Linked DNA regions of Mus musculus: region 1 is linked to region 2. The links are chromatin loops, found by intact Hi-C in ENCODE. Cell type or tissue: gastrocnemius. All regions are shown on one strand. Each heading gives the region's core, and the rest is flanking DNA. Links, peaks and the distances in the headings are about the cores only. Region 1 holds the start of LOC115490263 (a small nuclear RNA gene). Region 2 holds the start of Gm26761 (a long non-coding RNA gene).

Evidence for each region. A loop is a pair of places that touch in the nucleus more often than their neighbours do. Peaks named below come from ENCODE experiments on the same cell type or tissue, not always from the same donor. Only the 100,000 strongest peaks of a DNase experiment are listed, where the experiment ranks them.
Region 1: a loop joins it to region 2, with 2.1 times the contacts of the local background. A loop is called at or near these places in 2 of 42 quality-filtered maps.

Annotation. Positions count from the first base shown.
Region 1 is chr5:64,848,061-64,864,508 of GRCm38, reverse strand. It overlaps LOC115490263 (a small nuclear RNA gene), which reads right to left and starts at 8,778; the gene lies at 8,716-8,778. In gastrocnemius, for the core only: no CTCF peak of the experiment used is centred there; no DNase peak of the experiment used is centred there.
Region 2 is chr5:64,691,188-64,707,635 of GRCm38, reverse strand. Gm26761 (a long non-coding RNA gene) reads left to right here and starts at 8,228. Exons shown (of 4, transcript XR_868446.2): 1 at 8,228-9,207; 2 at 10,499-12,912; 3 at 13,232-13,353; 4 at 13,455-14,203. In gastrocnemius, for the core only: no CTCF peak of the experiment used is centred there; DNase peaks (open chromatin) are centred at 5,653, 6,265, 8,055 and 11,338; H3K4me3 peaks cover 1,141 bases; H3K27ac peaks cover 1,859 bases.

The DNA.
Region 1 (16,448 bases), core at 4,639-12,638, 160 kb before region 2:
CTGTCTTCAGACAGAACCAGAAGAGGGCATCAGATCCCATTACAGACGGTTGTGAGCCACCATGTGGTTGCTGGGAATTGAACTCAGGACCTCTGGAAAGAGCAGTCAGTGCTCTTTACCACTGAGCCAGCCCCCCCTCCCCCGCCTCCCCCCCCCCCTATTCATTTTGGGACCTTGGTGAAATGGCTGGAGATTCTAATGTGACATGTAGCATTTCTTCCATCCAAGCTTTGGACTGAGCCTGGATCCATCTAGGATCAAGTGACCAGAGACCTTCAACCATCCATGAGAATGTTATTTTGGAGACTGTAGAAGCTCTGGTAGGGTTTTGGGGAGAGATGAGTCTGACCTGGGAGCCAGGAAGCCACTCTCTATCCTCTAACTAACTCACTGGATGAGATATCCACCCGGAATAAGATCCAAGGGAGAGACAGAAATCCACTCCATAGTTTTATTGTAAAGACCACCGGCCATATATCCAGATGATGTTCCAACTGGTAATAAGAACACATGCTCCACTATGTTTATAGCAGCCTTATTTATAATAGCCAGAAGCTGGAAAGAACCCAGATGCCCCTCAACAGAGGAATGGATATAGAAAATGTGCTACATTTACACAATGGAGTATTACTCAGCTATTAAAAACAATGAATTTATGAAATTCCTAGCCAAATGGATGGATCTGGAGGGCATCATCCTGAGTGAGGTAACCCAATCACAAAAGAACTCACATGGTATACACTCACTGATAAGTGGATATTAGCCCAGAAACTTAGAATACCCAAGAAGATACAATTTACAAAACACATGAAACTCAAGAAGAAGGAAGACCAAAGTGTGGACACTTCCCCCCTTTTTAGAATTGGAAACAAAACCCCCATGGAAGGAGTTATAGAGACAAAGTTTGGAGCTGAGATGAAAGGATGGACCATCCAGAGACTGCCCCACCCGGGGGTCCACCCCATAATCAGCCACCAAACGCAAACATTATTGCATACGCCAGCAAGATTTTGCTGAAAGGACCCTGATATAGCTGTCTCTTGTGAGGCTATGCCGGGGCCTAGCAAACACAGAAGTGGATGCTCACAGTCAGCTATTGGATGGAACACAGGGCCCCCAATGGAGGAGCTAGAAAAAGTACCCAAGGAGCTGAAGGGGTCTGCAACCCTATAGGTGGAACAACAATATGAACTAACTAGGACCCCTAGATCTCATGTCTCTAGCTGCATATGTATCAGAAGATAGTCTAGTCTGCCATCATTGGAAGAGAGGCTCCTTGGTCTTGCAAACTTTATATGCCCCAGTACAGGGGAACGCCAGGGCCAAGAAGTGGGAGTGAGTGGGTGTGTGTGGGGGGAGGGTATGGGGGACTTTTGGGATAGCACTGGAAAGGTAAATGAAGAAAATACCTAATAAAAATTAAAAAAAAAAAAAAAGACCTTCATCCTAGCTGCCTAGAAGCCAGTCTTCTTTCGGGATAGCATTTGAAATGTAAATGAAGTAAATACCTAATAAAAAAATTGGAAAAATAAATAAATAAAAGGGCCACCGGCTTAGGACAGGTCTGGAACAGGGAAGCTTCTGTAGAGACCAAGCCATTCACCCTCCCCAGGTATGGCTCAGACGTGTCCAAACTTCAAGCCCATGACCCACATGTACCCAGGATATGCGGGTCATATGTATGAATGCAGCCCAGCTCAAAATCTTAGTTACTTCAAGCATTCTAAGATCATTTACAATTAAAAAACAAAACAAAAAAAAAAATCAACTCTATTGTGTGGTTCTGGAGGCAGCGCAATCCCTGGGGTACTTGGCACCCCAGACTTTCTGGGGTTAGAGAAACACTGCAAGACCGTGTGAAGTTCCCATGTCAACTTTTTAGGGCTCCATGTTCACCCACACCCACAGCCATTGTCACCCAAAGGTTTTAAGCCCTATGTAAATGTTGATCACACAAATCTGTCTTCCCGGGCCTGACTGTCTGAGCGCTGTCTGGGGGTGCTCCAAGTTGCTACTTTGGATTCAAGCCAAAAAAGACCGAGTCGGTTGCATGAGAAAACAGATGGTCTACGACTGTAACAGCAACAAGGCTGGGAGTGAATCCCAGCTTTGAGGGCTTTCGTTTTGGGGATTTCTCTATCTGGAGAAGATATAAAATACAGAAAAGCACAGTTCTTGGTGCGTCCTGCAAGTGAGGTCTTACAGGGACCTCCAGTGTGGGATGGATGTTCCCGGAACAATAAGAGTGTGGAGAGTGACCCAGAGGCCTGGTGATGGGATTGAAGGTGGGCTAGCCTGGCTTTAGGGTCTTGTTGTAGGTGTAGGAGAAGCAGGTGTCGGACTTGAGGGACCTTCCAGACCTTGGCAAGATTGCGCAATGGTTTGAAGGAAACAAACTGGATGCCCCGCCAGTTCCCAGAACAGTCTGAGAAGCTCTGTGAGGACCTCGGACTCTTGTGGTTAGAGAGAGACTTCCGGACGAAGGCTTGGGCCTGGGAGTAGGAGTTTGAACTAGAGCTTGCTCCACCCCCACCCCACCCTGCTTCCAGGTATTACAGGGAGAACCAGAGGGCAAAGTCCAAACGGAGCTGAAGCATGAAGAAACGCTTTAGGAATCCACAGCCAGAAAGCATCCACTGTTTCAATTAGCTTCAGTTTGATTCGATCGGACAGCTATTCCTAAATGGGTACTGTGTGCCAAGTGCAGGGCTGGAATATAGCAACGAGGAGACAGACAGACCCTGCCACATGTTAGATTTCTAACTTACAGGGAGAGACAGACGAAAACACAAGTATGTTGCTATTTAGTTTTCAACAGTCCTGTGCGCCACGGGACAGCTGTGACATTGCCTCTAGGGACAGAGCTGCTTTGTGGCTCCCACCCCATCCGTGGATCTGCTGGCCCCAGAAGCAAAGTGGTAGCCAGTTAGCCACTGGCTCCTCAGCCCCTCCCTATACTTACTGCTTCCTCCAGCTCAGCGGTGATTTTGAAAGCTGGTTTTTTTTCTCTCTCTCTCAATCGAACCTGGTTTTTCCAGTTTCTCTTGGCAGAAACTCTGGTCTGCATCCTACACAGAAGTAGAAATCTCCTCTTTCACTTTCATGTATTTCTTTCTTGTTTGGTTGTGTGTGTGTTATTGTTATGTGTGTGTGGTGTATGTGTGTGTGTTGCTGCTATGTGTGTGTTGTTGTTGCTGCTGCTGTTGTTTTAAGACACAATTGCACATGAATGTAATATCTTTACACAAGATTTTAAAAGTACTTGGGACCACAAGAATCCTCCTTGCCCTTGCTTCCTTGAGTTCTCACTGCTGCGACTCTCTCCCAGGCCGTGTCATCCGTGACTGCCCTGTTCCTCTCTTGGAACTTTGGTAGCTAGGGAGAAAGGAGGCGGCTTAACCTGGTGGGTGAACTTGGCAGCAAGCTGAGGGCAAGCTCAGCTTAAACTTTCACTTTCTTGCTATCTGCAAGAAACACCAACCCTCCTCTGTGCATGCACCCCTCCCCCACGTGGCTAGCAGTAAGTGAAGGACTTCTTCAGCTTTCCCCACTGGTTACCTCTTTTAGCTGGAGAAAATTTTATGCAGCCCTGGATATACAAATATATAAAATAAGGATACAATCTAAACATGGACAGAAAATTAATCATAAAGAAATGTATTTTAAAGCAATTATTTGGTCTGTGTGTCATTTTGCCACTTGTTAAAGATGAGTGTAATCCTTTCCATCAGCAAGATGCATGCACTTACTTATTTTTACATAAATAATTAAATCTTGGCTGAATATTTGATGCTGCAAAACATAAACTATCTTTGACATTTTTTAAATCGGTTGATATTTTGATTTATAGCCATTAATGCCAAGAATTCCGCCCCCCCCCTTTGCATGCATATATACTATAAAAATGGAATACGTATGTTTAGGATCATCTTAGAAACTGTTGGAAACATCTTTCCTAACTCCGAGTCAAAATTCACTTAGTGATTTTTAAATAGAACCCAAGCCAGCGACTCAAATGACAATTTTAAAAATCAAATACTTTGGGCCAGTGAGACGGCTCAGTGTCTGACTGCCTGAGTAAGATTCTCTGGATTCACAAGGTAGAAGGAGAAAGCTGGTGCCTGCAAGTTGTTCTCTGACCCAGAATATGCTAGCGGCACATGCATACTCACCTACCACCACACATCCCATTCCTCCCCCATCCCAATGTGCGGTCCTGTTAGTCTATTCTAGACAGGGACTCACTGTGTAGCCCCCTGATGACCTGAAACTCACTAAGTAGGTATCTTAGTGTTTCTATTGCTGTAAAGTGATGACATGACCTTGGTAACTGTTACAAAGGAAAACAAGTCATTGGGGTTGGCCTACAGTTCAGAGATCTAGTCTATTATTGTCATGGTGGAGGGCATAGCAGTCCAAGGGGAATAGTTGAAAGTTCAGCATTTGGATTGACAGACAGCAGGAAGAGAGAGAGAGACAGAGAGACAGGGAGAGACAGAGACAGAGACAGAGACAGACAGACACACACACACACACACAGAGAGAGAGAGAGAAAGAGAGAGAGAGAGAGAGAGAGAGAGAGAGAGAGAGAGAGAGAGAGAGAGAGAGAGACTGGGCCTGGCTTGAGCATTTGAAACCTTAAAGCCAACCACCAGTGAAATATTTCCTCCAACAAGGCCATATCTCCTAATAGTGCTATCCCTATGAGCTCATGGTAGGCTATTTTCATTCAAACCACCCAGGCTGGCCTTAAACTCACAGGAATCCTCCTGCTTCTGTCTCTCAAGTCCTGGGATCTAAGGCAAGTGCCACCATGACAGACCCAATAATATATATATTATTTTAAAATTAAAGTCAAACATTCTAATATAATCTAAAAATGCACTAACTTGATACTTACTGAGGAACGATAGTGCAAATATATTTTAAAAGTCTTTGCTTTCTGTAATTAAGCTTTTATGTTTCCATAAGAACAGAAATCTTCATACACACAATTAAAATAGTGCAGTTCCTGATATGGATAACATACAGTAGTCTCCACTCTGAGCCAAGCTGTTTCAGTGACTGCTCACTGCCATGTGTGGCTACACTGTATTGGCAGTACACAGCATACACAGTGTATGTTCAGAGCCGAGGCTGTGAGGTCAGATGACAACAAAAGCAAGGGGAATCAGAAACAGGTCAGGTTCTCTGTGTGTTCGATTTTTCTGTTAAGTTTTTGGTCCTTGAACATCCAAAAGCCTTTTATTCCCATCCCTACATTCAGTCACACCTCTCCAAGTGGGATCACACTACAGTGTAAGAAGCTATGAATTAGAAGGATGCTGGACTTTCCACTAAACACGTTCACTACAATATCCTTTTCCAGCAAAAAATGGGGATGTTTTGGCAATATCAAGAATATGGAAAGGCAAAGGATAGGAGAATGTGGCACCTCAAATGTGCAACTTTGGTGTAAGTAAGGACTACCCTGTTGTGGATTTAGTCTAAAGCTACATGTATTGTGTTAATTGGTCTCCCAAATTACACAAGAATCCTCATGTCTGCATGTAAGACACTGAAGGACCCTGACCCCAGTTGGTTTTGATTGGTAAATAAAGTTGCCGGTGGCCGTTGACTGGGCAAGGAGACAGTGACAGGATTTTAGGATTCCTGGGCAAGGGACTGAGGAAGGAACAGGAAGGAGAGCCGCCATGCTGGGAAAGGAGTAGAGACCAGGTCTGAGAGACATCGTACATAGACCACAGCAAGCACAGTCTATGTAGGTGTTTTGGAATTCAGCCCGAGAGGGTTGAAGGTCTGGGTCCAGGACAGCCAAGATGAAATATGCGTTTTAGTAATAATTCAAGAATATTGGAGGGGAGTATGTGACTGGAACATGGAAGTTTGGAAGTAGCCCAGCCACTGACCTGTTTAAGGCATATTAAAATATAAGGCTGCATGTGTGTGTCTTTCCTTTGAGAACCCGGAACATCGGGGAGGGTATCGAGGAGTGCTGCCACCCGGGATTGATTTGAATAGCATTATTTGAGTACTGCTACCCTACCCAAGTGAAAGCTTAATTGGAAAAAGCAGATGCAAGGCAAGCCACCCTTGCTCCTTGTTTGGATAATAGCATGACATACATCTGTGTTGTGATCACCAATAGTCATAGAAACTTAGCAGAAGTGGCGCAAGAAGACTCCGTGTGATGAGTTTTCCTGGCTTGTTTGTCCCATCCATTAATCTTCTTCTTAGCTGCCTTCCCACAATTGCTACTCTAGTCTTGTCCTTTCCTTTCGCTGGAATTTACTGCTTTTTTTCTCCCACCTTGTAGTGCTGAGGCTGGTTGGTCAGCATCTGAGCTATGTCATGGCTCTATTTTCTCTTAAACGATAGAACCAGAAAGATGGCTCATTGGGTAAAGTGTTGGCCAGAGAGGCTGATGACTCCAGGTTTATTACAGGAATATCTTACTCCTTGTTACCAACTTCTGTCTTAGTCAATATTCTATTGCTGTGATCAAGGCAACTTATAAAGGAAACTGTTCACTTTGGGGCATACAGGTTCAGGGTATTAGAATCCATGACTATCATGTCAGGGATCATGTCAGCAGGCAGGCTGGAAGGCAAGGTGCTGGAGCAACAGCTGAGAACTCACATCTTAATCCACAAGCACAAGGCAGAAGGGGAGAGAGAGAGAGAGAACTTGGAATGGCATGGGAGTTTGAAACCTCAAAGCCAGCCGCCCAGTAACAAACAAATAAGTCTTTGGGGGGCCATTCTCATTTAAACAACCATAGTTGCCAACCAAGAACCTAAGGGGGCAGAAGAAAAGAGATTTTTGACTGCTATATAAAGATGTATAAGGAAGAAGTTAGAAGGCCAGGTTGGGTGATGAATGTATTCAATCCAGTCACTCGGCAGAGGCAGAGGCAGAGGCAGAGGCAGAGGCAGAGGCAGAGGCAGAGGCAGAGGCAGAGGCAGAGGCAGAGGCAGAGGCAGAGGCAGAGGCAGAGGCAGAGGCAGAGGCAGAGGCAGAGGCAGAGGCAGAGGCAGAGGCAGAGGCAGAGGCAGAGGCAGAGGCAGAGGCAGAGGCAGAGGCAGAGGGTGGATCTCTTTGAGTTCAGGCCAACTTGGTCTACATAGCAAGTTCCAGGCCCATCAAAACTACAGAGTAAAACCTTGTATATTAAAAAAAAAAAAAAAAAAAAAAAAAAAAAAGCCAGGCATGGTGGCGCAAGCCTTTAATCCCAGCGCTCGGGAGGCAGAGGCAGGCGGATTTCTGAGTTCGAGGCCAGCCTGGCCTACAAAGTGAGTTCCAGGACAGTCAGGGCTATACAGAGAAACCCTGTCTTGAAAACAACAACAACAGCAAAAGCAAACAAACAAACAAACAAAAAGGAAGGAAGGAAGGAAGGAAGGAAGGAAGGAAGGAAGGAAGGAAGGAAGGGTGAACTAAAGCAGCTAAATCAACACATCACCATATCTACCACACCCTTAGCAATGTGCTCAAAAGCCTGTCTTGTATCTATACTCTAGGAAGAATGGATTGGCTTAAACTATGAAGTCTGGGTCTCCTACTCTTCCTCATTGGAGTAGACTGGATTTCATCAGGAGAACCTGATGGGCCTTAGTCAGTTGGTTTGGCTCAGTTTGCATCAGATCCATCAAACGAAGAAATGTACACATTAAATTCTTATAAATACTGTCAAGACTCTCTGAAAGGCCTATTACAAGTGTTTGGGGAATGCAAAAAAAGTGGGTTAGTGGTTAAGTAGCTGTTCTTCCAGAGGTCCTGAGTTTAATTCCCAGCACCTACATAGTGGCTCTTAACCATCTATAATGGTATCTGATTGCCCCTTACCATCTAAGATGGTATGGATATGATTGCCCCTTCTGGTGTGCATGAAAATAGAGCACTCATATACATAAAATACATAAATAAATCTGAAAAACAAAAAAACCAAAACCAAAACCAAAACAAAACCGAAAGTGTTTGAGAATGCCTTTTCTTATAGCCACTCTCTTAGGTCACTTTCTTAAAAAGATTTTTGCACAGACATACTTTCACTTTTAGTTATGTATATGTGTGTGTCCCTGTAGGGGTATGTGTATGTGAGTGCAGATGCCTATAGAGGCCAGGAGCCTCAGATCAATGGGAGTTGCAGGTAGTTGTGAGCTGTCTAACATGGGTGCTAGGAATCAAACTCAGGTCCTGTGGAAGAGCAGGAAGCAGTCTTAACAGCGAAATATTTTCTCCAGCCACCTACCAAGGATCAGCCTTGACTTGGAGAGGGGTTCTGGGAGAAGGGGTGTCTGGGAGCAGTGAAAAGACTGACTCAAAGGCAAATTGTGGGGCACAAGCTGACAACCTGTGTTCTGTTCAAGATGGCTCCCTAGACAGCTCTCTATAGATAGTTCTTGGCTCTGTAGTCTGCCAGAGACAGCTCTCTGTTTGAGACAGCTCTCTCTTACTGGAAATAAATGCTCTCTGGATAGGTCATGGGTTTTCTGATAAAGTCAGAAAAACTGCTAGGGAAAAAAAAAATCTTGTATTTTCTGACCAAGTCAAAAATCCTGTTAGAAAAAGTCTAAATTCTTGAGTTTTCCTATCAAAATCAGATAAAATTCTAGAAAAAAATTTGAGAGCTATGTTAGCTCTCAAAGCAGTGTTCCCTCTGGACAGCTGTTAGAAAACATTCTAAAAGATCTGTGTTAGCTCTCTGAGTAATTCTTGGGATTTCCAAGCAAGGTCAGAAACCCTGTAAGAAAAATTCTAAAAGAGCTATGAAAAATTCTAAGAGTTGTGTTCACTCTCCATGGATTTTATGACCAAAATCGGAAATCCTGTAATTTTTTTTTTTTTTCTAAAAGAGCTGAGTTTGTTCTCCATAGATCTTCAGTTAGCTCAACTCTTGCTAGGGAAAAACAAAACAAATCAAAAACCTCTAAAAGAATTTATTGTGCTATTGTTCTCTGTTAGCCCATCTCATGCAGACCAAAAGTCCAGTCTTTTATTTGCATATCAATTCAGTCATTTACTCTAGGTTTCTTCTTGACCATCCCACAAATCAGCATTCCATGACCCCACTCTCTTGATTCTTAGAAAAAGACAGCAAGCCCTTTTTTTTTTTTAACATTGCAAAAGAATTCAGAGATCTTCCTGCCTTTGTTAAGCACAGACAATAAGCTAGCTGAGTGGGACCCTGCTCTGAAATTACATTCCTACTATATCTGGGCCTGGACCTAAACTCCCTCTCTCCTAGGCTGATCTTGAACTCAGGAATCTGCCTGCCTTTGTAAGTACAAACAAAAACTTAGCTGGATGGGATTTTGCCCTTTGATCACTGCTCCCTAAATCTTTCTATCTCCTTCTTTAGGATCTTTCTAACAAGCTGGGTCATAGTGTAACTGGTTCCTTTAGATCTATGAAGCTCCTGATGCAATTCATATTGCATCCTTATATTTTGTATAGTTGAGAAATTATATATCTTTGAACTCATGTTTTCAGAGTTCTTTCCCACAGCCTTAAGGGCTGTCTTGGCGGTCTCACCATTTACCATTTTTGCTAAGGACCTTAAACACATCTTTCCTTCCTGGACTTATGTTGTCTCTGATTATCATGGAGTCATTGACCTTGGAGAGGACATTCCCCTAAAGGAGGAATAGAGTAAAATTATATATATATATATATATATATATATATATATATATATATATATATATATATATACACACACACACACACACACACACACACAAACAAGCTTCAAACCCACAACAACCATCACGGAGGCCCACACCCTGCTGGCTCTATTCCAGGGGTGGGAAGCATATCATGCCATCCCTGCCATGGTCAATTTGGACTCAGCAGCCAACCCTACCCCACCTCTTTCATTTTTATCTTTTGCATGTCTTTGTCCATTCTGAAACCATAAGAGGTAAAATAGTGAAAATAACTATAATATATTGAGCAATGTACTGTGTAGCATTTTACAAACACCACTTCACTTAACCTTGATAATTCTATCAGCTAACTATGAGACAATCCAGGCAGAGAGGGTGGATCACTCAACTGAGAAAGACAAGATGAATGTGTGAACTAAGATCACTTATTCTGTCCTTAAGAACTAAGGCAGCAGATACAGACTTCATGAAAAGGGTTGTTTTTGAGTTTTGTGTGTGATTTTTAAAAATTGTTTTTATGTGTATATGTGTGCATTTGTGCACATATGTGCAAATCACCTTGAAGCAAAGAGAAGGAATTTGGATCCCCTGGAGCTAGAGTTATAGGAGGTGGTACACAGCCTCCTGTGGGTGCTAGGAACTGAAATTAGGTCCTCTGCAAGAGCAGCAATTGCTCTTAACTGCTTAGCCATTTCTTTATTCTCAGGCTCCATATTGTTTTAAGAATGCCATATGGGGGAGGGCATGATGGCAGACAGTTTTAATACTGGCACTTAGAAAGCCAAGGAAAGTAAATCCCCACCACTCTCTGTGTGTGTGTATGCGTGTGCGTGTGTGGGTGTGTCTGGGTGTCTGTGTGTCTGGGTGAACCAAGCAAGTGTTCAAAGGCAGTCAGATCTCTATGGTCTATGTGGTTAGACCCTATCTAAAGTGACAAATAAAATTTAAAAAATAAAATAAAGTATATGAGGGTCAAATAAAGTATATGAGGGTCATCAGGTAAAAGTTGTCATTACACAAGTCTGTGACCTGTGTTTAATCCCAGGAATGCGTGGTAGAAGGAGAGAACTGATTCCTACAACCTTGGGAAAGGTTGTCCTCTGACTTCAACAAGCACACATTCTGGAACACAGGGAGGAAACCAGTCATCTTCCAGTTTTCTCATAGCTAGTCTAGGGTTCCGGTAGGCAGATACCCAAGTTAATGTTTGCCCTCGTGATTCACAAGAAGATGTGTGTGTGTGTGTGTGTGTGTGTGTGTGTGTGTGTGTGTACCAAACATTGTGCATCTTATTTAAAACTAGTCAGAAATGAGCTTGCAGAGGGAGAAGCAGTCTGTGTGTTTTGGCTGGGGAAGGCAGTCAGCAAATCTGGGAAGGTGGTCTCGGCCGCTGTCATTTCTCAGTTTCTCAGAATGCCAAAAGAGCTTAACATATGACAGCTCACATGTCACCAGGGCAGCTCTAGAGACAATAAATTCAGAGACCTAGGATGTCTCCTCTGTTTCCTCCCTTCCTCTTCTATGGCCATGCTCCCATCTGCCTCCACCTCTTCCCTTTCCACTGTGGCTGGGAGACTTAGGCAGCAGCTGGATCTCTTTTGTGGGCCGAAGATCCATTTGGTTATCAGCCAGGTGTGCAGCCACATGGGGTCAGAGGTGGATTTCCTGGGAAGATGCTGAGCTTGCAACTTCATGGGTCTTTCCAAACCCTGGGAGGGGCTTCGCATTGCCCATGAACATTTAATGCTATTTTAACTACCCGCTCTTTCCTCTCTGACTTCCCTTTGTGTTAATAGGCCTGGAGCAGCTCTAGGCACTTTTGCAGGGTTCACCTAGAGGAATATTAACTAGGAAATGTCATTTAGCTTGGGCTAAGTAGGCTTTAGTCACATGTTTTGTGTCATTTCCAACGTGTATTTTGTCAGTTCATCCCAGAATGGGAACATAGCCAAGAATCTTTTTATTTCCCCCCCAAACTCCCTCTGCTGCTTGCACCTGACTAGAGAGGAAGCTGAAGGACCTAGAGTTGTATCACAATAAGAGTCAGTCCTGAGAGGATGAAATTTCAGAGTAAAAGTCCTCAGAAATCCTAATAACCACATGTCAGGTAACTAGGGACTGTGCATGAGGAACTACTATTGTGGGAATGTGCTTGCTTTGGAACTCCTTGTGTCGTTTGTTTAAATTTGTTCCTAATTCATCATCCATAGAGGTAACTGATCAATTATGTATGTACTCTTGTTTGATTTATTTTCCTTCCTCTTAACATTTTTTTCCCTCTCTCTTTTCCAGTGGGTTTTTTTTGGGGGGGGTGGGCATTCAAATACACTTTTCAAACACAGAAATGTAGGGCCTGGAGAGATGGCTTGGGATAAAAACAAGTACTGTTTTTGCAGAGGGGTTCAATTGCCCGTATCCACATCAGGCAGTTCATAACCACCTATGACTCCAATTCCAGGGGATACAATACCCTCTGGCCTACATGGACACCAGCCTACAGATTTAAATCAAGCAGACACACATGATCATATATACATATAAATCAACAAATGTCCTGTGGCACCTGGTCCATATGCACCAATAAAAAAGAAAGAAGGTTGGAAGTATGCAGGGTCAGAGGCTAGCCCGTTTATAGCATCGGCAGTCATCAGAGCCATAGAATCATAAGCGGGGCATTTGTTATCAGCTCTGGACCAAATAGAAGGCCTTTCCTGTTGAGAATTTACCCAGTGAAGTAATGCAACAAGAGCAATTATGCAAAAACCTGCTCTGCCTTTTCTTTTACCTTTGTTTCTTCTTTCTTTCTTTCTTTCTTTCTTTCTTCCTTCCTTCCTTCCTTCCTTCCTTCCTTCATCCCCCCCCTCTCTTTCTTTCTTTTGTGTGTGAGTGTATATGCCAAAGTGATCACGTGGAAGTCAAATGATAGCTTGCAGAAGTTGGTCCTCTCCTTCGGGATTGACCTCAGGTTGGCACACTTGGCAGTGTCTTAACTAGGATGAACCACCTTTCCATCCCTATATACTTCCTTTTAACAGAATCACAAGAAGTAGATTTTATCAGAATTTCTACAGAAACAAAGTATAAATTTACAGTCGTTCTACAAAGCATCTACTTATATATGATGTCAAACACTGAATTATCCAATGACAAAGAATTAAAAAAGAAATTTTAGGGCTAGTGAGGTGGCTCAGGAGGTAAAGGCATTTGCTGCTAAGATAGATAACTTGTGTTCAAACTCCAGGACTCTCATGGCAGTCAGAGAAAACCAACTCCCAAATGTTGTCCTCTGACCTCTCCATACATGGGTAGTGCCAGGTACAACTGTCTCTACACACGATAGCACGATAGATAGATAGATAGATAGATAGATAGATAGATAGATAGATAGATAGATAGATGATGAATACATAAATAATAGAAAGACAGACAGATAGATGAGTAAATGTTTTAAAGAAATGATAATTACCCAAATTAGGGGAAAGGCAACTTGTCTTTCTAGTCTCTGAGCAATATTATAATTATTCAGGAATGATGACTCATCCCACAAATCCCATCACTCTAGGAGGCTGAGGCAGAAGAATGGCATCAGGCTGCTGGCTTGAGCTACACAGCAAGACCTTGTGTTATCTCCCCTGCTGCTCAAAACAGCAACGAGACACAAACCATTGTGAGATACAAGAACTATGCAGGACAAAAAGAAAAAACGGGTCAACCTGAGCCTTTGTTCCCCAAATTTGACAGGCAGAGACAGGTAGATGTCTGTGAGTTGAAAGACAGCCTGGTGTATATAGTGAGTTCCAGAATAGCCAGGAGTATCTAGAGAAACCCTGATTCAACCCCTCCCCCCTCTTTCTGTCTTTCGCTTTCACACACACATACTCTGTCTCTCTTTCTCTCTCTCTCTCTCTCTCTCTCTCTCACACACACACACACACACACACACACACACACACACACTTTCTGTCTCTCTCTCTCTCTTACACACACATACACACACTGTCTCTCTGTCTGTCTCTACACACATACTCTGTCTCTGTCTGTCTCTGTCTTTCTCTCTGTCTCTGTCTCTCTCTCTGTCTCTCTGTCTCTCTGTCTCTCTCTCTCTCACACACACACACACACACACACACACACACACACACAAACACACACACACAAACACACACACACAAACACACACGTAGTGATAAACCAGCAGAATATATATAATCTGGTAGTTCCTTAAGAGACACGAAGAGACATCTCTAGATTTTCTACATTTAGCATAACTAATCAGTTGAAATATGCAGGTTATTTGGGATTTCTTTTCACAGTTGAAATGAACGTTGTAAATGCCTTTGAATTGATTTTGGTGTGGTATTTGTTAATCCTCCCATTCCCCATATGTAGTCTAGTCCCTCAGGGTGGGCAGCGTAAGGCAGCACAGAGCCTGGACCTGCTCCTGACTTGATTACACTGTACTTCCGAGACTGCCAGTGAGGCTGCCAGCCCAGCTTTCTTCCCCTCCACCCCCTCAGTAAAGTTGTCTTTCTTCTGGGATCCTTCTGAAACTGAGCAAGACAATCTCCAAGTTAATCCCAGTTGACCTGTCCCCCCCTCCCCCCCATGTACTGAATTCTTGTAAAATCAGTGATGATTTTTGCAGTGCCTGACAAGTCAAAGACCGGGAAGCATATTCAACTTGGTCTCCTTAAAGTTCGCATCTAGCCACTCGGTCGGTCACGCTATTCCTTACAAGGGAAGAGGCATCACAAGGAAACCAGCCACTCCTTTCTCATTCCACATACCCAGCTCAGCCCTGCTCAACCATTTGATGTTTATAAAAAGTGAGTTCCGATGAGTAAGGTTGAAAGCTTTTGTTTATTGAAAAGGAGATCGGCAAACTTAGGCTGGCTTGAGGATGTCACAGAACTTCAGGGTAGTGGAGGAAAGTGGCTGACAAAAATCAGGTAGCTGGCAGGAGACAGGACCAGATGAATGCTTTTCTAATGTTTTCTGGACTAGTTACTTTTCTCACAGGACTAAGATGGACTGCTGAAGATAGACTAATACAGCCCCACCTGGGTGACAGAGCACTCATTTTTTCTTTCTTTGTTAGTCCCTTTCTCCTATTTGCACGGATGCCCACTTTGAAGCTGAAAGTTTAAACTGTGATTTTTAATTATGTATGCATTTAAAAATAAAACATGTAGCTTTAATGCCCTTTTCTTCCTCTTTCTTCTGGATTCACTATGTACCGTGGCTGGCTTGGGACTCAGTATACCAGGCAGGCTTAGAATTCATAGAAGTCCACCTGCCTCTGCCTCCCAAGGGCTGGTATCGAACTCATATACACCAAACCCTTCTGGGTATTCTTTACATTTTTCTTCAATTTATTAAAAATATTTATTTTATATGTTTGAGGATATCTTAATTACTTTTCTATTACTGTGCTAAGACACCATGACCAAGGTAACTTATAGAAGAAAGAGTTATTGGGCTAAGGGTTTTTGAGGGTGAGTCTATGACCATCATGGCTGAAGCATGAGAGCAAGGAAGGCAGAAACAGCACTGAAGGAATGTAGGTGTACTAAGACAACAACTACGGGATGGGGGAGAGCAAGAGAGAGAAAGAGAGAGGGGGAGGGGGAGGGGAAGGGAGAGGAAGAGAGAGGGGGGAGGGGGAGGGGAAGGGAGAGGAAGAGAGAGAGAGAGAGAGAGAGAGAGAGAGAGAGAGAGAGAGAGAGAGAGAGATTGATTTAGGAATGGTGTGGGCTTTTGAAACTCAAAGCTCTCACCTCAATAACTCACTCTTCCAACAAGACCACACCTCTTAATCCTTCCCAAACAGTGCCACCAACTGAGGGCCAAGCCTTCAAGCACAGGAGCCTATGGAGGCCATTCTCATTCAAACTGCCAGGCTCTGTGTGGATAAAGGTACATGCCACCACCAAGGTGACAACTTGAGTTCCATTCGCAGAGCCAACGTGGTGGAAGGAGAGACTTGACTTCTTCATCTCACTTTGTGGCACATGGGGATTCCCAGACAAATCCACTAAAAGAGTTTGCATGTGAGTGACAGATTTCAGCCTTGGGAAGAAATATATCTTACCTAGAAATCAATAAAAGACACTTATATTGTCACAACTAAGTTTCAGCATTTTCCTTTAACGCCAGCCATCTGGCTTGACATATGATTATGGTAACAAAAACAGCCTATTCTCCAAATAGTGACCTGGTTTATGCATCATTTTTCACTAAGGGTCTTTTTTTTTTTTCCATTGGAGTCAGGGTATGTTCTGTCTAGTCTGTTCAGGTCTAACGATTCATTTGCCCCCACTACCCCAGTCTATCATTGAACAAAAATCCAGCTACATGGAAGCTGAGTGAAACATCACCAATTTTTATGAAAAAAAAAAAAAGAAACAAAAACAAAACCAAAACAACACAACAACAAAACAAACTGAAGGCAAATCAAATAGTAAACCTGGCAGCTAAACCAACTCAGGACACTTAGCACCTTTGTGACATTTCTGAGTCAGGACAAAGCACTTTCTCTCAATGACAGCTGCCTGAGATCTGAGAGGAAAGGGGACTTGGGGGTAAAGAAGAAACCGTTCTTTTCCTTCTCCCTCCCCCTCCCCTCCCCCTCCTCTTCCTCCTTCTGCTCCTCTTCCTTCTTCTTCTTTTGCAAAGAGGCTGTGGTCTGTCTGACATGCAAGCCTGGTGGGTGACCTGAGTCCCATCCCCAGAAGCCATTTAAAGGTAGAAGAAAAGAATTACTTCCATAGAACTGTCCTG
Region 2 (16,448 bases), core at 4,785-12,784:
GTTACAAACGATGCTGTCACTGGAGAGGATGCTTTGCACAATCCGAAAGTGTGTGTAATCGTAGGAGAGGAGCGTGTCAGTAGCACGGGTTCACACTACAGCTATCGTTACTTCTTATCAAGACTCCAAGAGCTGAATCATCCGCACAGGTCCTAAGCTATACCAACCGTGCCAGGGAACGAAAGTCAGGGAGAAATCCCTTCATTTTGTATCACTTTTTACCGAAGGCTTCTGGAGCAAATAAGAAAGTAGGGAGAGTGGTGTGGCTTGTGGGAGGCAGACTGGCAGCGTGGGTTGGCGGCACACCGTGGAAGCTAAAGGAAGGTGGGCTACCAAAGCTGTCCGAGAAGTGCTTGTTAGACATTGAGTCCACTTGTGGCAGGAATGTTTGTTTTATTTCTTTTAAAATTTTAGCAATGAATTCTAAGTCCTTTTCACAGAATTCTGTAAATCTAAGGAGAACCTTAGATTTTATATGCCAATTTTGTCAGAGTCTGCCCCGCCCCCATTAAATAGGTGGAACTCAGAGATGCTCACTAAGTCTTCTGATGTCACTCAGCAAGTTAGGCACAGCAAGTTAGCCAAGCAAAACTGTGGCTTTGAATCCTTTCTTTTTTTTCATTCCTCTGAAAGTATTTGATAAAGGAATGAGTGTCTGTCTGTGTGTCCCACTGTGTGTGTGTGTGTTTGTATATATGCATGTATGCATCTGTGTGCATGTGTGCCTCTGCTTTATTCCCTTGAGACAGGGTCTCTCACAGGACTGGAAGCTGTGATTTAGCCTAAGCCAGCAAGTCACACCCATCCCCCTTTCCCTTCCTCCCCAGCCCTGGGTTACAGGCTTGTGTGGCCACACCTGGCTATTAACCAGGGTGCTGAGTTTTGCAGCTCAGCTTCTCTTGTTTGAGCCGGAGTGTTCTTACCCACAGAGTCATCACCCTGACCTCCTTACACTTTTTGTTTGTAGCATTTCTGCAGAACTGGGGGTGGGTTGGGAGTGGGAGAAAGATGATCGTGTGCTTTATAGCCGGGCATGGGGTTTCTAGCTCTGGTGCTCAATTAGGGGAAACACGATTCCATTTCTTTTCCATTTTTTTTTTCTATCTGCCAAAAGGAGAATTCATTCATCAGGGATGAATCTGATAGTCTTGTAGTAGCGATCCCAGGAAAACAAGCTCCCTTGACAGTCTCCCAGGAGCTGTAGGGCTTCCCCGAAGCTTCCTCGGCCTCTCTGCATGCAGCACGAGGCTGCCTTCCTGTTCAGGTGCCCGTGAAGCCGCAGACTTGAATTTTGGAACTTTGAAGGAGAGCGCATAGGGCGTCATACGTGAAGAACCATCTAACACATGGCTCGTGGGCACGGAGGCTGGTGGAATCTTAGATTCATTTCTTCACTCGGGGAGTATGCCTTACTCCCCTGCGCCAACCCCTAGCTTCACAATACCCCTTGATATTGAACCACATTTCCAACCTTCAGACAAAGGCTTTTGAATATGAATATTCAGGTTGGAGAGATGGCTCAGAGGTTAAGAGCACTGACTGCTCTTCCAGAAAGGTCCTGAGTTCAACTCCCAGCAACCACATGATGGCTCACAACCATCTGTAATGGGATCTGATGCCTTCTTCTGGTGTGTCTGAAGACAGCTACAGTGTACCCATAGAAATGAAACAAATAAATCTTTCTTTTAAAAAAAAGTCTTCTTGTCAAAAATAAGTTCATTTCTGTTTAATTAAAAAAAAAAAAAAAAAAAAAAGCCGGGCGGTGGTGGCGCACGCCTTTAATCCCAGCACTTGGGAGGCAGAGGCAGGTGGATTTCTAAGTTTGAAGCCAGCCTGGTCTACACAGAGAAACTCTGTCTCAAATAAAATAAAATTTAATTAAATTTAATTAAATTTAAAAATAAATAAATACAGTAAAGACCCCTATTTGTTTTTTAGAAAAGATAAATATTCATTTATTTATTCCTTCATGCTCTCCCTCCACTCACTTTGTGCATACAAAACATAAATGTGTGTAACATTCAACTCCACTGCATTACTTGACCTGTGGGAAGACTGAAGAAAGGACTGATCAGAATTTTCGGGGAGGGGGAACTGCAGAGATGGCTCAGCGGTTAAGAGTACTAACTGCTCTTCCAAAGGTCCTGAGTTCAATTCCCAGCAACCACATGGTGGCTCACAACCATCTGTAATGGAATCTGATACCCTTTTCTGGTGTGTCTGAAGACAGCTACAGTGTATTTAAAAAAAAAAAAAAACTTAAAATTTTTTTTTCTGGGACTGGAGAGAGAGAGTTCAATGGCTAAAGGCATCTCCTGCCAATTCTAATAACCAGGGTCCACAGGGTAGAAGGACAGAACTGACTCCAAATTCTCAGAAATCCCCATACCACTGTGACATGACCAACACACACACCCACTTTCACCTTCTCACAGTGAGTATAAATGCACAATACACACACACACACACACACACACACACACACACACACACACACACATGTGCGCGCGCGCGGCAGCAGGTAAATCCCTTGGCACTCTTCTGATTTTATTTGCTGAATCCTGGATGCTTAACATAGAAGACTGAGGGAAGGGTACCAAGCATGCATGCCTGGTCAAAGCAGGCATGAGTGGATGGTTGTTGTGTCTTGAAAAATTCCAGCACAAGAGTAACTCCACCCTTCCTTCTGCCCCTTAAGAAGCAAAACAAAATAACAACGGAATAAATAAAACTAACCAATCCTGGCTTACACAACCTTAGCTTACCAATTAAAAATTGGTTCAGACATCAATTCCTTCGAGAGCTATCAATAGCTTCAGCAGGCTGCTGGCTCTTTTTTGCATCTCTGGTCCGCGTCTTCTCTCTCTATTCCCCATCTTTCCACTCCCAGATTGCCCTTGCCTCCCTCGCACTCACAAGTGGACACATAGTGGACACAGACTATAGTCTTGCATAGGTCTCTGTGAGCATTTATTAAACTTGAGCTTAATCCTCCTGTAGGCATTAGGAGGAGGCCTTTGGACACAGAGAATGGTTGGTTTCCTGAAGCAATACCTTGGGAATTTGTCTTGGGATCTGAGGGGGTGATATCCGAAGTTGTTATGTAGATCCTGATCTTAGGGAAATTGCTGGAAGCCTCTAGTATGCACAGGAAGCTTGGGCTCTTGGCCCAATCGGCTCAGAGTCTAAATATTTGGAAGACGAATACTTGGAAATACATTTAAACATTTAAAGCATTTTATTTGTTTTTGCAGTGATTCTCATTGTGAGTGTGATACGATCCTTCAGCAAGGCTGTAGCTGCTGCAGATGCAAGCCCGGGCACAGGCTCCAGCTCAGGGCTTGGAGGGGAGCCAGAGGCGCATGGCTATTGGCTAATGCCCACACCCGGGGTTGTTACTCCCATCCCTTGCCTTCAACACCTGCATCTGAAAGTCATACTAAGGGTCTGAACCAACTCGGCAGTAAAACTGGGAATGGACCACACACACACACACACACACACACACACACACACACACACACCATTTTTCATACCAATCATTACATTACACATTCTGTCAGTGCTGAATGTGTCCTGTTGTCACCAGTTGTCCTCCCAAAATGTCCTGTGGTCACTCTTTCTCTCTGACCAACCAGGTGACACACTTTTCAGCAAGTAGATGTTAAGAGGATGTAAACTAACATGAATGCATTAGGTTATGTAAAACATAATTAGGGAGAGAAGCAGCCCGCATGTTTACAGGACTCAAGCAATGGAATTTTCCACATTCTTTTAATATCTACTTGCACTGTAGGACTTAAATAATATGAACTGTTGACCTGGACTGATCACATTATCTAGATAGTAGCCAAATATCTCCTTTGCCTACTTTGCTGTATCATACATGGGAGTGGGTATTTGGCTTCATTTCTGAAGTTTGTAGAAAGGGGTGGGGCAGGCAGATGGGCTGAGGTGACTGTGGGTGTGCACCTGGCCTTGGTAATTGCTGTGGTACTGAGGTGTCTCAGACAACAATGATAATAACCATCTCTATAGAATTGGGGCTGCAGTCTCAACAGTAAAAATTATATTAAACTGGGCTTCATGCCCAGACTACCGGCTTCAAATAAACAATGTGAGGAAAACATTTTTTTTTTGGGAGGAGCTAAATCAAGCGCTCAGGAAGCCAAGGGAGACAGAGAGGTGCTCCAGTCAAGGAGAAACACTCCCCCCTGCTCACAACACGCCACCCAACATTTGCATGATCAAGTCAATTGACTTGAAAGTCTAACCAGAATCCCATTGACTGTCCCTTGCGCAACCCCTCCTATTGTCAGGCTGCTCAGGGACCTTCTTACTGCTTCCCAAGCCGAGTGGAGCTTGCAAGCGTAATTTCCCAGCCCTCTGGGTTGAAGGCTCCTGGTAGAACAGTGCATGTCAGTGTCTCTCCCAGCACGGCTGTGTGACGTAGATGAATGCGGGACAGGCCATCTGCTGTTGAAGAGGGTGACAGACAGAGTCTGCTCCATTGTGGCAGATGACTCCCCCAGTGCTGGCCAGCTGGCTTAGAGTAGACCAAATTGGACAAGGTAACTGATGTCCAGCAACTCTCTGAGGGAACTCTCTTCTATGTTTGTATTTATCTCTGCTTTCAGACACACACAGACACACACGCACACACACACACACACACACACACACACACACACACACACACACACACACACACTTTTCAAAATGAGAAAGTGTATTCTATTGACAGAGCAAGAGCAGAGACCATGGATAGCTCCGGGCTATGGAAGAATTGGTGGCACTGCGGACCCTGCGGCTAGCTAATGGTTTATCTCTTAATCCCAGCACTCGGGAGATAGAGGCAGGTGGATTTCTGAGTTTGAGGCTAGCCTGGTCTACAAAGTGAGTTCCAGGACAGCCAGGGCTACACAGAGAAACCCTGTCTCAAAAAAAAAAAAAAAAAAAAAAAAAAAAAAAAAAAAAAAAACCAAAACCAAAACCAAAACAACAAAACAAAAAACCCAAAAATACCCCAAACAAACAAACAAACAAACAAACAAAAGAGCTAACTGGATCATGGTTTTACCCTCTCCCCTCCTCCTCTCTCTAATTCTAGAATTTTCACAATGAACATCTAAGACACTTGTCATGCAAATCTTCCAGTTTGGGGACTTTTCTGTTTTTGTTTTTTCTTTCTCTTCTCAGTATTGGATAAGGAACCTAAGGCCTTGAACAAAAGGGGCAAATGTCCTACCAGAGTTCTAGATGTGTCTTCAGGAGGCAGAATCTCACTAAGTAGCTTAAGTTAGCCTTGGACTTGCTTCATAGTCTAGGCTGGTCTTTAATTTTTAATCTTTCAGCCTCTGTCCCCTGAGGGCTGCAGTTTTCAGTGTGTGCTACCATGCCTAGCTGTTCCTAGGACCATCTGGCTCAAGACTTGACTCTTTTCCCTTCCAGGTCTCTAGACTGAGGACCTGTCCTTGCAGGCTCCAGCAGCCTTCAGACTTGTCAGCTGGTTTCCGGGTGGGTCTAGCCAGTGTGAAGCCCAGGACCTGGAGAGCAGCAGGAAGGGAACGGGCATTTCCCCTCTTCCTTTGTGCAGGGGTGGGATCCTTGGCAGCTTCTGTGGCTCTTCTATGAGCTCTCACCAGCCCACACGATTCCAGCTTCCTGTGAGCGATGCCAGCCCCTGGGCTCTCGTCCCATGGCTTCCCCTCTTTGTCCCTCCCTCCTAGGAGTGGCAGCGACTTCCTGCTGTGGCTAGTCTCAGGATTGCTTCATCCCCTCTTGTTTGCCTTCTGGGTTTCTTTTCATCTCCCTGCATTAAATTTCCTCTGTTTTAAATATTCAGAGCGGCTTCTGTCTTCCTGGTTGGGCTCTCACACAAAGAAACAAAAATGTACTTAAAACAAAGGCGAAGGCGGCCAAAGAATTCAGGGGAACAGGAGTTGAGAAGAAATGGAAGAAACAGGATTTCACAGAGCCTGGCAGAACACTGGATATCCAGCAGCCGGAAGGAGTTCTGTTTCGAGGCATGCATATTCAAATACAGATACTTTCCTTGAGGTCATCAGCTCCCGAAGTAAAGGCGAACCATATGCTAGATAAAGGAAAGAAGAGCAGGAGAAAGGTTTTGGGTCCTAAGACACAAGTGCCAGTCCACGGCTCGTAGTGGATGCTGTGGATGGCTACAGGCTCCGTTCTACCCCGTCCCTCACGGCAGAGCAGCTGTGTTTACATGGGACTGGTCCTGCCTTCAGCTTCTGGGTTGTGGCCTTGATTGGCCCTGGTCATGGGCTCACATGTGGACATGTAGGTCCGTGCCACTCAGTGTGTGCCATCCCCCTGACCCTCGGTAAAATGAAAGCGAAGAGGTAATGCCCCTTCAGAAATTAACTTTCAGTGGCCACCTTTCCTGTTTGTTTTTGAGACAAGGTCTCAAGTGGATACCTAAAGGGGACCTTGGCTTCTGATCCTCTCACTTTTGTCTCAGAGCGCTGGGATTACACGTCATCACCGCACCTCATTTACATGGTGCTGAGGGTTTAACCCAGGGCTTCATGCATGCCAGGTAAACTGTTACCAACTGAGCTACTTCCCTAGCCTCGCTTATTGCTTCTAATTAAAAATCAAACAAGCAGACAAACAACAACAACAACAATGAAACCCCACAAAACAAAACAAGATAAAAACACTAAAAATTAAAAGCTGGCATAAAAATAAAGGCCAATGGGAGACAAACAATGTAGAACAGAGACGGCTTTCTGGTCAACCTGTGCCTGAATCCCGCCCCACCAACAGACTCTTCCTGTTACTTGAACATCTACATTCCTTTTGCCATTTAGTATCATTTGATATGAATTTTGATTCTCTCCACAGAAGATATACAACAATGTGATTTATTGGCTGTGTGTCTTTGGGTCAGTCACTTAATCTTTCTGATCCTCAGATTAGTTATCTAAAGGAATAGGAGGAAATTGTTTTGTAGACTTGTTTGAGGGGTGCTCAATATGAAAATGCTCTCTGTACACTGTAAGCTATTATTTGAATATTCTTATGACTGCATGCGCACTATATTTCAAGTGTTAATGTGGTCCAGTACACACTCCCCCTACCAAAAAAGTGTGCCAACTCTCATGAATGCAATTCTGTTAGATCCACCTCAATGCCGGATTGTGAGTGTCTAAGATGGGGCACCAGCTGCCATTATTCCTGTATGGACAGTTCTAAGTAGTTTATGTTTGAAGTCCCAGGGCCATCTATCTAATCTTGAAAAGGTTTATTTTAAACCCCCTGTCAAGTGGAGGTGACTGGCTAACTCTCCGTGTGACACTCACACATTTCCTTGTAAAAGTGTGTGGTTTGCGCTGCCACCTGGAGCTGCTTCGGAAAGTGGGTGTGTCACATTCCTCTCCCTGCATGAAAGTTCAGGTGTGTCCAGAAAAGACCTGCTGGCCAGCTCTGCCCTCGAAGCTGCTCAGAGTTTCTGCTCAGAAGTGGCTTGAGAGCCTGAGAGAGGCACGTAGGTATGAACTTTTCAAAGGGTATAGCTGAACTTTTCAGCTGGGTTTGTCATGCAGCTCAGTTGATAGAATACTTAACCAGCACGAACACAGCTCTGGGTTTGATTGGCTGTGCTGAGTAAACCAGGCGTGGTGGGATGAGCCTGACACTCCATCACTTAGAAGGTGGAGACAGGAGGATTAGAAGTTCAAGATTATCCGTGGTTGTATAGTAGGTTTGAGACCAGCCAGCGCTATATGAGATCCTAAGTCTAAAACAAAACAAAAATCAAAGAGCAGCAAAGGACACCTTGGGAAGTAAAAGGATATTTAACTTTGTTAAAGACCAGCATCCCACTGTAGTAATAGAATATTAAAGGTAACCATTTGTCTTAGGGTTTCTATTGCAACAAAAACCCACCATGACCAAATAGCAAGTTGGGGAGGGAAGGGCTTATTTGGGTTACACTACCACATTTGCTGTTCATCACTGAAGGAAGTCAGGACAGGAATTCAAGCCATGGAGAGATGCTGCTTTCTGGCTTGCTTCCCATGGCTTGCTCCACCTGCTTTCTTACAGAATCCAGGACCACGTGCTCAGGGATGGTACAACCCCCAATGGACTGGATCCTCTCCCACTGATCACTAATTGAGAAATTGCCTTATAGCTGGATCTCATGGAGGCCTTTCCTCAACTGAAGTTCCTTTCTCTCTGATGACTAGGTAGTGTCAAGTTGACACACAAAACCAGTCAGTATGCCATTTATCCAGCTTGATAAGTTCTCAAAGCACAAAGAAGTATCATGTGCACATTTCTTCTAATCACTGGGGTATCTCACACAGGCCTGGAGCTGGGGTTGCTGATGGTGGTCTATTAGGGCAGACAGAAGATGATGGAATGGAGAGCTTGATCTCTTCCATCCAATGACTGTGTGTGTGTGTGTGTGTTTGTTTGTGTAAAACTGTTAGAGATTATTTACATTGTGAATTTCTAAGTCATATCCTGCTACGGTTCCACCCAGAGGGATAGGGCTTAAATCTGAACTTTGCTAAGAAGATTGGCAAAAAATGCATAGGTAGTCCTTAGAGAAACTGTGTGTTCACCCTCGTCAGTCACACAGCTGTCCACCTTTGTCCTTTCATTTCTGTCTCCAGCTAGAACATCAGGCTCGGCTCAACTCTGCCTCCACAGGACCTAGTGTAGCTCTCTGTGAGAGTTCAGGTAAGTATATCAGGGCCTCCTGGCAAAGCCCATATCTTGAGGCCATGGTGAGGCCAGGAACAGTCATGGGCCAGGTAGTCAGCACAAGAATTGGCTGGGCCAGAGTGCAGAAGTTCAGGGCCAAATCATGTTGGAGATGGACGTTGCATCGAGGGAGTGGTCAATAGCACTTTGGTCTCAGGACACAATGTTGAAAGAGGATCTTGTTCCATCAAAGCAGTGGGGAGGAAGGTGAACAGCAGGCCCATCTAGGGAGGGGCTCATGCACAAGGAAGGAGGAAGGAGGGGGCCAGGGACTATAAAAGGGACCAGGAAGCACTTGGCTTTGTAACAAGCACTGAACTAGAGAAAAGGGCAACATGGTCCCTAGTCTCACCTGACTGCTTCAGAGCAGAGCAGTTGCCAAGTTTGTCTGCAAACGAGATTTACCTGGAACAACACTTTTGAAATCATCGTGTCTCAATTGAGAGTTACTGAATACGACAGTGGGTATGTGTGGAGAATTTTCAAAATCCTTTTGTAACAGGAATTTTGGCATGCTTCCCCCATACCCCAATGCTAGAGCATGATCTGATCACACACACACACACACACACACACACACACACACACACACACACACACTATGTGATTACAGTGAGTGACTGAGGCCCACCCTGATTCAAAAAGAATCATTTCTTGATGGAATGTGCAAGCTTTGTGTGCAGAAGTAGGGCGAAACTACTGTTACCACTTGTGGAAGATACAGTCTAACTATAATGGGCCATTATGATATTAGAGCTTCATTGTTATCATTTAGAAGTATGTGTGGCAAATTTTCTTTTTTAAACCCTTTTTGTTTCAGAGCCAGAGTCAAACTAAGCCTGAAAGTACAATATATTGATGCTGAACATAAAACAAGCCAGACAAGATGTTGACTGTTGTTGAAGCAGGACGGGGAGTTGGTTGCTTCCTAACATTCTTTAATTTGTGTGTGCCTGCCGTTTTCCTACATGGAGGATGGAGGGTCTGTTCTGGCTGCTGACAGATGATGGTCTTCATGCCCAGCATATGTGGGTGAGACCGAGTCCTGAAGCTAGCTGGGAAAGCTAGCCCAACAATCTCAAGGCTTAGAGCTTCCTTCCCTCTTAGAGTCTCAGTTCCCTGAAGGTACCTTCCCGTATCTCACAGCCATGGCGTACCCCTCTTCTGACCTGAGACACAGCCTTGCTGGTCTGCATCTTAGCACAGAGGAAAGAGGGAAAAACCTGCCAGCTGGGTCACCAGGTTAGTGGGTTAATTACTTCTCTGGTTGTAACAAAAATGCCCGCCCAAAGCAACTTCAGAAAAGAAGGGTTGATTTGGGCCTGTAGTTTAAAGGTCCAGTTCATCGTGTAAGAATGGCCTGGGGTGGCTGGTCCAAGCCAAGGTATAAAAACAGACAGCTGACAGGAAGTGAGGCTGGACTATCAAACCTCGAGGCCCTCTTCTATTGGACACATTTCCTCCAGTGAGGTTCTATCTCCTAAAGATTCCACAACTTTCCAAAAATCACTCCTCCATTTGGGGACCAAGTGTTCAAAATCATGAGCCTAAAGGAACAGTTCGTATCCAAACCACAACAGCTGGGTTCTCATGGTCTCCAAGCGGCCCCACAGCTCCTCCATGTTCTTTGCAAGTCACCTCTGGGTTTGGCTCTCAGGTCTTTCCTGGATCTGATGGAGAATAAAGTTTTGTTGTTGTTGTTGTTATTTGTTTGTTTGTTTTGTAAGCCTGTTTTTCTCTGCTTTCTCTATTTCAGGGATTACTAGGGATTTTTGATCTGATCACCACACACCCACATGGTATACAGACTCAACCTTCCCAAGAGAACTAATTTTGTTGAATCTTTAGAGATGGTGGTTATACCCACTCAACCATTTTGATTCAATATTATGTTTCTGCAAGGCATTACAGTCAAGCAAGTATACCCCTATACACATGTGTGTGTGTCAGTGTGACTGTATGCTGCTTGTGTGGGAGGGCCAGTGGAGGCCTGGTGGTGGTGCTAGGAGCTAAACTCAGGTCCTCTGGAAGAGAAAGAAGCACTCCTAACCACTGAGCAATCCCTCCAGCCCACAGTGCATCTCTAATTTTCCACTTTGCTTTATGAATATAGTTATCCAGGTGTGACAATACACACCTTTAATCCTAGCACCTGGGACTCGATTCAGTTGCTGGCATCTGAGGGCTACAGAAGCCCCTCCAAGGAACCTGAGAGATCCAGGGAAGTTTAGAGTGGAGATGCAGATGAACGCGTAGAGTGCACTGCATTTCCGGAATAACTAAAAAAGGCAGGTTTTGTTGGAAGATGCTTTTAAAAAGTGGTTTCATATAACTGGAGAAAAAAAAGATGGTGCAACAGAGTCCCCCGCAGCAGAGAAAAGCACAACTAGAAAGAAACGAAGCAGCAGGGATAGGCATGTGAGCATGGGACACACAGAGAAGCATGCTGTTATGGAATGGGGCTTGTCCACGGGACGACAGGACCGTGATGAAGCCCCGGCTGCTGTGGCTTATATAGCCCTCCCTGCTGGGCAGAGGAGAGCATGGACCTCCGCGCTGCCTGTGGGCTGCAGACACGAAGGTGATGCCCGGGGTCCTGGCAGGGCGCCAAGGGCAGGATGGTGGACAGCAGGCTGTAGCTTGAGTAGGCCCTGTTCCCGGACATGCTACCCAACTGCATCATCACCCTGACTCTGAGCAACAAAAAGTTGTACTGAGATGAAGAACGGTTCATTTTCTGGATCAAGCCTCCTCAAAAGACCCTCCTAGGAGACACGGACCATGCTGCCGCCAGAGACCATGTTGATGTCTGTGATTTGTGTTACCACTGGAGGCCGTGTTCATGTCCGCGATCTAGGCTATCACCAGAAACCTTGTTGAAGTCCTGTGGTCTGTGTTTCCGGAGACCATGTTGAGGTCTGTGCTCTGTGCTGCTGCTGGAGGCCAGGTTGATGTCAGTAAATCCATGCTGCCTCCAGAAACCATATTGAAGTTCATGTTCTGTGCAGCTGCCAGCTGGTAGCCCCCTACCTGGACCCCTCGCCAGAAAAAAAGAAAAAAAAGGAGAAAAAAATTATGATAAAGATGCTGAAGTGCAGCTCTTCTCAGCTGATGGCTTCCAGCAGGGGTGGGAAAAGGCGTGGAAAGTTCTCAGTTATCTTTAGGGGGCTAGCCATTGAGAGTCTGACCATGTTCCCATGAGTATTTGTGCAACACAAATTAAAGCTGGTGAAATTTTATTTGGGTGGGGGGAGGTGAGGGGCAAAGAGGGTATGATCTGGGTGAATTGTTTGAAATTCCCAAACACTTAATGAAAATATTATGTTAGGGGAAAAAAATCCTAACACTTAGGAGGCAAAGACAGGTACTTTGTGGTGTTTGAGATCAACTTAGCTCTGTGTTTCAAGTGGGGAAAATGTAATTAGAACATATTTATTTTCCATTGTATTAAAAACTATGTTATGATCATGACAATTGATTAATGTGTCCCATTTTCTTTAGTATAAATTTTATCTTACTTTACTTCTTGAGACAGGCTCTCATGTAGCACAGATTGGCCTCAGAGTCACTATGTAGCCAAGAATGACCTTGAATTTTTGATCCTCCTGCCGCCACCTCCCGAGTGTTGGGGTTATAGTCCTGGGTCACCACACTCAGTTGGTGCTCACAATCTAAGCCAGCACTCCACTAGGCAAGCGTGGAGTGAGCCACACTGAGCCACACTCCAGAGACTTGAATCTTGTGTATATGTGGTCAGTTCCGATCTCTAAACATCGACATTGAGAGCACTCCCAGGTTTTTGTGTTTAGGCATATTCACTGGATATCTTGCTTTGCTATTTACTTATTTGCTTTTGTTTCCTTGGAATGACTTCCAAGTTGAGAATTACAGCGAAAGGGCATGGCATATAAATTGACTATTGACGGCCACCGTCAGGTTTATTTAGAAATAATTCCCTCCTGGCTGTGGTCTCCTTCCCATCCCACAATTTCAGCGTGTCCACTTCATCTCTCCTCTAATTACTGGAACCGCTTTCATCTTCCCTGACTTGAAGACAGCTAATGACAGCCCATTCTCTTCATGCCCTCCCATTATTTTTTCCAAATGAGCTTCCTTCAAAATCACTGGACTGAATAAGAAGGCAGGCGGCACCGAAAGAAAGAAAAACCTGTAAGTAAGTCCTTGAAACCTTTAAAACTTCACCCCCCCCCAAAAAAAAGTCCGAGAGATCTAAATGCTATGTATGTAATTAGTGAGTGAGCTTATTTAAGAAATCAAATGACTCAGAAGTATATGAAAGAATTAAAATTAGCCTCTTTTTGTGTTCATGGTGTCCTTATCTCTTCAATGGCAAAATATTTTGTGCATGTATATATATGGCTTTCAAAAAACCTTTAGGGATTCACACTGACACGAGCAGTCTAGCAGCAAGGTGTATAGCCCACTGGGTTGACTGTTCTGTTTGTGCCGATATTCTATCTTACCACAGTGCTCTTACCTTGAATGAAACCAGAGTGGAGTCCTTCCCGTAGGAGAAGATTGAAGCCTTAAGCAGGTTTTTCCTGCCCCATCTTCTTCATTTTCTATCGAATAGAAATAATTCCATCCCAGGTTGGTTCGTTACTCTTTACCTAGAGGATTGTACTGGAAAGCAATTACTTGTTTGATTTTTAATTCATAAATAATTATTAGTTAATTGTTTTGTTTCCCAGGGGTTTGTGCCTGCCACGCTCCTCTGTTCCATTCTGCTGACTTGCTTTCTCAACTGACTCTCTCAGAAAGGGTGAGGAGGACAAACAATCTGAATTCTTCCCCAGTCAAGAAAGTGTCCTGTTCTCACGTTCAGGTGCTGCTTCTATCTTAGCCCAATTTGTGCTGCTACCGTGGAATGCCTGAGGCTGCGTACTTTATCAGGAAAAGGGGTTTATTTGGCTCATGGGTCTGGTGGCTGGACGGTCCAAATAGCATGATGCTGTCACCCCGCTGAGAACTTCCTGGCAGAGAAGAATAAGGAAACAGTTCCTTGCACAAGCGTTACAAACATGTAAAAGCAGGAAATGAAGCCAAGGAGGGGCCAGGAGACTAAGCCACTCCTATCAGACTTGACCAGCTCCCCGAGATAACATTCACTATGTGTGAGGGTAGAGCCCTATGATCTAATTACCTTTCCGTAGACCCCATCAACTAAAGGTCTCATCAGCCTGATACTGCTGCACAGGACCAAGCCTGTGAACTTCTGGAGAATAAATCATACCCACGTTATGACAGCTGGGAATAGGATTTGAAGTTTACAATTCTTTTATCTCAAGTGGGATTGTGGTAGTGCATGTCTTCAATCCTAGCATTCAGGAGGCAGAGGCCGGCAGATCTCTGAGTTCAAGGCCAGCCAGGACTACATCAAGAAACCCACCTTGTTTTGAAAAAAGCAAGCAAGCAAACAAACCAACCAAATAAATAAAAAACATTTTATCTTAAAATACTTTAATCTTTTTTTTTCTGTGCGTGAGTTGTTGGGGTTCAGGAAGGAATCGCCATAGAAACTACTCCGATACCAATCTCAGTTAATCAGGGCTGGTTTATTGAACACACACCCCAACACTGATCAAGCAGGGTCACAGGCTACAGTAGAGAGCTAGACTGGATCTTGGACATTTCTCAGGACCAGCTTATAAAGGATTCCTTCCCCTGCCCCCCCCCTCCCCCAAATAACCTAAAAAACACAATGAGCTCATATATAGCACGGCAGGGTGGTCAGCCCTGACTCAAGTTATTTTGGCTAGTTAGACAGAACAGTTCTAAATGACCTTTATTCTGATTGGTCTGAGTGGAGCTTGTAGTTGTGGAATTTCTTAAGATTAACATACAGAACACAACAGGGTATGTGGGTCAGCATGACCCTGCTCTGAGTCAAGGTATTTTTCCGAAGCAATAACTGGCAGGCATGAAACAAAATGGCTACAGCTATGCGGGGGGGGGGGGGGGGGGGTAGGCCTCAACAGAGATTTTACTTGTATGTGTGTGTGTACAGCACATGTGTGCAGTGCCCACGGAGGAGAGCCGAGGGCATCAGACCCCCTTGTAATTGGAGTTACAGATGATTGTGAGCACTCCATGTGGGTGCTGAGGATTGAACCCAGGCCCTCTGAACATGCAACAAATACTCTCAACTATATGAACACACACATACAAACACACACACACGCACACACTAGTGGAGGATTTTCCTTAAGAACCCACAACTTCTTCCCGTCTTTCTCCCTGTCTGTCTCTATGAACAGTAGATGCTCTAAGAGGGAGCTTCCTTCCTTCTGTCTCTGTACCAGGGGTTTCCTGGGCACACACCGTGGTTGACCAGAGATTAGGAACGAGGAATAGATAACGCAACGGCCACGGCTTCTACCCACAAGGAGATCGCATTAAAGTGGGACTGAGAGGTGAGACTGTAAACAAATGAACGAGCAAACACTAGAAGAAAACAGAAAGAAATTGTTGCCATGCTAGAGCGGGAGAAACTTGGTGTGCAGCCCCCTAATGATAAGGAGATACTTAGAAATGCCGAGACTGTCTTTCTTTTAAATTATGATGGACAGATCACGTTAAGTTGAAGACTTAGGACTATCTTCAGATCTGGGCATTTTCCATTTTCTCCATGATATATATGGCTTTATGCTTCTTAGGACTTATTGGTAGCCCCTGTGATTATACATGAATATTGAATAGAAATCTCCACGGTGAGTTTGTGTCTTGGTTTACCTTTTGTATTTCTAACTTATCTTTCTGTTGTTGTTGGTTTTGGAGATCACGTTCTTTAGATAGCCAAGGATGGCCTTGAACTTCTGCGCATCCTTCCTCCACCCCTCTAGTTCTGGGATTACAGACACAGGCGCAGCTACCATGCACAGTTTATATGGTGCTGGGGATCGAACCCAGGGCCTCATTTATGCTGGGCAAGCATTCTACTGACTCAGCTACGTCTCAATCCCCACCTAGTCTCACTCTGTAACCTAGGATGGCCTGGGATTTACTATGTAATCCAGGTTGGCCTCAAACTGTCAACAGTCTGCTTGCCTCAGCCTGTGAAGTCCTGGGACTCTATATGTGGGCCACTACATATTACTCTTGTATTTAGTTCACTAGGCCTCATCTAATTTGTGAGAATACCTGGCCAAGTAGGCTTTTGACCTTTGAAAGCTCAATTTTGCTGTTTTTTTTTTTTTTTTTTAAGATCTAGGGTGTGTTTTTCTTCATTTTCTTTCGTTCTCTTTGTTGATCTTCGTAAAGTTCTGAAGCTTATCTCTGAACACCATAAATGCAACTGTTTTCTACTCTATGTGTTTCATCTCTTCCTATCAGGAGTCTTTGTGGACCTGCTGCTGATGTCTGCTTTTTCTGCTGATTCTTGTCAGGAGGTTTTGTCCTTTCCATGTTCACGGCCTGTCTCTCTCCTCTCCTCTCCTCTCCTCTCCTCTCCTCTCCTCTCCTCTCCTCTCCTCTCCTCTCCTCTCCTCTCCTCTCCTCTCCTCTCCTCTCCTCTCCTCTCCTCTCCTCCCCTCCCCTCCCCTCCCCTCCCCTCCCCTCCCCTCCCCTCCCCTCCCCTCCCCTCCCCTCCCCTCCCCCATTCTCTCTCTTTCTGTCTCTCTTTGTCTCTCCCTCTCTCCCCCTCTCCCTCTTGTTCCCATCCATGCTTGACTGTATCCCAAACATCT